2 separate regions of the Mus musculus genome follow, and region 2 is linked to region 1. The links are chromatin loops, found by intact Hi-C in ENCODE. Cell type or tissue: left cerebral cortex. All regions are shown on one strand.

What was found. Peaks named below come from ENCODE experiments on the same cell type or tissue, not always from the same donor. Only the 100,000 strongest peaks of a DNase experiment are listed, where the experiment ranks them.
Region 2: a loop joins it to region 1, with 6 times the contacts of the local background. A loop is called at or near these places in 38 of 42 quality-filtered maps.

The regions. Positions count from the first base shown.
Region 1 is chr5:33,038,540-33,041,039 of GRCm38, reverse strand. It overlaps Gm29892 (a long non-coding RNA gene), which reads right to left. Exons shown (of 4, transcript XR_868337.1): 3 at 1,576-1,701; 4 at 1,015-1,374. Gm40278 (a long non-coding RNA gene) reads right to left here and starts at 597. Exons shown (of 3, transcript XR_868338.2): 1 at 409-597; 2 at 253-288. In left cerebral cortex, a CTCF peak has its summit at 1,455 (motif pointing left); a DNase peak (open chromatin) is centred at 1,443; H3K4me3 peaks cover 596 bases.
Region 2 is chr5:33,142,307-33,144,806 of GRCm38, reverse strand. Slc5a1 (solute carrier family 5 (sodium/glucose cotransporter), member 1) reads right to left here. Exons shown (of 15, transcript NM_019810.4): 6 at 739-844. Among named protein-coding and RNA genes, the nearest start is that of Slc5a1, 39 kb to the right of the region's middle. In left cerebral cortex, CTCF peaks have their summits at 612 (motif pointing right) and 1,538 (motif pointing right); DNase peaks (open chromatin) are centred at 594 and 1,525.

The sequences.
Region 1 (2,500 bases):
CAAGCAAACCACAGGCCAAGCAAACCACAGGCCAAGCAAACCACAGGCCAAGCAAACCACAGACCAAGCAAACAGATCAAGCAAACCACAGGCCAAGCAAGCCCTTTCCTCTCTAAGTCACCTTGGCCAAGCCACTTTTATCACAGCAATAGAAACGTAACTAAGACACAACCAAAGAAAAATATAGGTCAATTAGACTCTAAAAAGAGAAATAATTTTAGAAACTTTCATGGGATGGGGTACAGTGCTTACCTGGAATGTACAAAACCCTGGGCTTAATCTCCAGTACTATAAAAATAAAATAATAATAATAAATAATAATAATAATTTAGTTAATTAAACAAATAAATAATAAAGTTTCCCACTTTGAAGGATGCGATCATCGACAGTGAAGAGTTGAGTGTTTACCATATATAGCCTCTCTGCTTTGATGCTCCTGGAGCCTCTCTAAGACCTCAGTCTTAGAGACCATGCAGACTTAGCTGAGTTCTCCTGGGTCTCCTCGTAGCTCTTTGAGAAGATATATCTTTTTTATTGTTGTTGTTTTGTTTTGTTTTTTGAGACAGGGTTTCCCTGTGTAGCCCTGGCTGTCCTGGAACCCACTCTGTAGGCCAGGCTGGCCTCGAACTCAGAAATCCACCTGCCTCTGCCTCCCAAGTGCTGGGATTAAAGGTGTGCACCACCACTGCCCGGCTGAGAAGATGTATTTTGAGGATAGCACCATAAGTCACCAAAAGGAGCAAGCAGGGTTCTCAGTGGAGGCCTAATAATAAAGTGACTTCAACCCTGACCCTGTATGGTGGCACATGATTTTAAACCCAGCACTCTGGGGACTGAAGCAGGGGTATCTCTGACTTAGAGGCCAACCTGGTCTACATAGTGAACTCCAGGACAGCCAGGGATATGTAGAGAGACCTGTTTTTAAAAAATAAAAAAATAAATTAAATAAAATAAAAAGCGAATTCAGCCATCCCCCCCCCCTCCCCCAGTCACCACCCGGCTCTTTTTCCCTAATGATAACTTTCCTGGCAGCCAGAAATACTCCTGGGCATTTTGAACAAGGTGTTTAGAATGTTAATGGATGAAAATGGGGTACAGTCACATTTATTTCCCATAAATTAACCTTGATGAACTTTATTGCCCTGTTTACCTTGACTACCACCTGTTGTTTGGCACCGGCTCAGCCCAGGGGGTGGAACTGTTCCCCTGGCAGGAGGATGTTAGCCAGAGGTGGTTAGAGGATGAGAAAGCCCAGCAGGTCGACGCTGTCACCCCTCCTTGGAACCCTTCCTACCTCTTTCTCAATTTCACCTGTGTCAGCCGAGGGCTGCGGAATCCAGGGAGTGTATCACAGCAGCGCTCTGACAAGGTCGCCTAAAGTAAAGCCCAGAAGAGATCGTTTTTTTTTCTTTAACGGGCCTTCTTTTTCCTGACCGCTACTGCCCCCTGGTGCTCAGACCTTTACACTCCACCAGCCCTGACGCGAACATGACAGAATTTTAAAACAAGCCACAGACGTCATTTTTAATTCTCTAAATCATATTTTCTTTGTGGTGCTGCAAGTCGAATCAGTACCTGCGTGTGCTAGGGTCTTCAGTATCTCGTCCGGAAGAAGCTCTCATCCGTAGGCATACGTTCTGGTCACACAACCTTGTTTTTACTTTTTTGAGATTCACCACTCTCTGTAATTGTCTGGGTTTACTAGAACGGAAACCACATGATAGATAGGGTTTCCCTCGTACAGTTGCTCTCTGGTTTTTCTTTTTCCTTTTTTTTTTTTTTTTTAATATTTATTTTATGTGAGTACCTATTCGCTATCTTTAGACACACCAGAAGAGGGCGTAGGATCCCATTACAAATGGTTGTGAGCCACCATGTGGTTTTGAGCCACCATGTGGTTACTGGGAATTGAACTCAGGACCTCTGGAAGAGCAGGCAGTGCTCTTAACCGCTGAGTCATCTCTCCAGCCCACTGGTTTTTCTTTTTCTTTTGTTGTTTGGTTTGGAGGTTTTGGATTTTTGATTTTTCAAGACAGGGTTTCTCTGTGTGGCCCCTGAACTGCCCTGAAACTGGCTCTGTAGACCAGGCTGACCTCATCTTCTGCTTCTGCCTCCAGAGTGCTGGGATTAAATGTATGTACCGGCAGTCTTCTAGCAACTAGAACTTTCTCTCCAAGGCTCATAGTAATATGCAAATGAGTTGTCACCTTCTGGGTCAGCCTACCCCAGCTGCTCTACAGTTGTTCTCTATTGTCTCAGCAACAGCTCACTTTGCTGCCCTCACAGCACAGACCACAGACTTGGCTCTGGCTGGTCCCACTCTTCTCCTGCAACCTTATTACTTCTTTTAGATTCTACACTCCATACAGGGGCATCGACTATGCACCACAGAGCCTGGCGTGCTGAGTATATACTTGTTGAATGAATATCCAACTGTTCCCAGTATTTCCTAGCCCTGCCCAAGGAAGTGATGTGCCCCTGTCCTCTCTCCTGTGATTTC
Region 2 (2,500 bases), 100 kb before region 1:
TTCTTGTCCGTCCATGCAGGGCCCCCATGAAGCACCAAGTCCTACTGTTGAGTCTTCCCCTCCGTTCCTACAAAGGACACCAATGTCTGTGCTATCCTCAAATCTTACTCCAAAACCTCTTTGCATAGCTTTCTCCCACTTCAAAATGGCTCCCAATCTAGTCACATTATATTTGGGGCTTCCAAGGGTCTGTTATATCATCACCCTTTGTGTCCCCTCTCTCCCCCACAACTTCCCAGTAACCACCTTCTTCCAGTATCTGCCAGCTCACCTTGCTTCTGAGTCACGCCACGCCCGTATCTGCTATGTTGTCCACTTTTTTTTTTGGGGGGGGGGGTCAAGACAGGGTTTCTCTGTGTAGCCCTGGCTGTCCTAGAACTCACTTTGTAGAGCAGGCTGGCCTCAAACTCAGAAATCCACCTGCTTCCGCCTCCCAAGTGCTGGTATTAAAGGCATGTGCCACCACTGCCCGGCACATTGTCCACCTATTTTTTCACTTGGCAATGCCTCTAACTGTCCCGGCTTAGTCACACAACCTTCAGAGTCAAGCTCTTCCTGAGTGACTATGAAATGTTGCCCCGACTTGCATAGCCAGCAGGGGGCTCTCACAGGACATTCATCCACATGGCTTGCAGTGGAGACCAAGTAACAGCCATTCTCAAATCCTACCGCCTCCATCCTAACATGTGACTAATGCTGGAACAGGCTCAAGCTTTGGATTCTCTTGAATAGACTCACCTGTGATTGTATAAAGGGCAGTGATTGCTAGCAGGATGAAAATGGCCAAGTATATATCCAGGCCCAAGGCTAGATTGATGAATATAGCCCCGGAGAAGATGTCTGCCTGCAAGGAGAGAAGAGAGGCAGAAGTGAGAGAGGCTATCTGGACACAGGGGTATTCCTGGGTTTTCAAGCAAGCTTTATTCATAATAGTACATTAATAGTATTAATAGTATATTAAGCTTTATTCATAATAATAGTTAGCACATTACAAGAAGGATTCTGTGGTCATAATTTTTAAAAAATCTATGAAATGCTAGATTAAGCAAATTGAAAGTGGCCACATGCCACACGACGTCCCTTAATCTTTAGTACCATACACTGTGAGTCCCTCACTGAGGATCATGGGACAAGATGCTCCACAAACATTTAACTATGAAAGAGTCTGTCAGCATCCCACCCGTCAGCTGCTGCCCTTAGCCATGACTCCTAGCTTTTTCGCATCCGTGTGCACAGGTCTGCCCACAAAAACAAGTCTTAATGCTTCAGATCTGCAAGTGGGAAACCTAGCCCCACTCACCAGCTTCTTCAGCAGAATTTTAATTTTACCTGCCTGGCCCAAAAAGACTTCATCCGGAACACCAAGGGCCTCTCACAAGCTTCTAGTGATTCGGCTTACACTGTCTGGAGTAATTTTCAGGGGGGGCTTGTTCCCTCATACTGTCGAATCCACTGTGTTCTTTATACAATTCTTCCAATCTCTACCTCTAATTAAGCTACATGGCTGGGTGATGTGCAGTTTCTAATTTAAAACAGCAGAGGGTGCCAAAATGTTGTGCTACCAGGAAGAGGCGACTTGGTAAATCTTTTCAGATTTGGCAGAGAGAAATTAGACTTCTTCATGGAATGTATGAGGTTTTATTTTATTGCATAATATCTAATAAATTTTAGAAATCTGCAAAATAATCCAATCAGACTCCTTGGGAAGGGACCAACAAAGGGGTTGGACTCTTACACACACACACACACACACACACACACACACACACAGTTTTCATGAGCCTCTTCCTCACTCTATTGCAGTTGCTTAGAGCCCTGCAGTGCTTAGGTCCCCTCCCACATCCTTCCGCCCTTTGCTATGGTTTCAGTGTGTCATAAAGTTGAGAATTTAATGCCTAAATCCACATACTGATGTTATTCGTGCATGCTCGCAGGTGCAGATGCTTAAGTGTTGCCTAATAGAAAACTTAATTTTATGATATGCTGCTTGTATCCAGCACAGATAAAGGAAACTTTTGTGCTTAATCGAAACAGAAAGAAAGGAAGAGAGGGAGGGAGGGAGGGAGGAGAGAGAAGGAAAGGAAGAGAGAGAGAGAGAGTACAAACTCTTCCTCTCATGAATTCTATCCTGGGGACCCCAAAATTCCTACTAAGGATACCATAACTAAGTGACTATAGCTGACCCCAGCTGAGTAAACCTGTTTTATTTCGAAGGCTCAGGTGTTGGTTTTTAGCCCCTACTATCCGCCTCAATTGTCAGTGTTTTCCTGGGGGTGTTTTTCTTCCTTTCTAGGGAATTTTACAGTTTACCAAGACTAACACAGCACGCATTATTTTGATATTCAAAAAGGTATTGGTGTTTGCTCCTTTCTGCCTATACTTTGGGGATTGCAGTCAGACAATGAAATTCTCAAGACATGTTGAACAGCACAAACTTCTCTCATTGGAAAGAGATTGGGAATTAATACGTAAAGTACAAGCTGCCAAGGAAAGCTCAAAG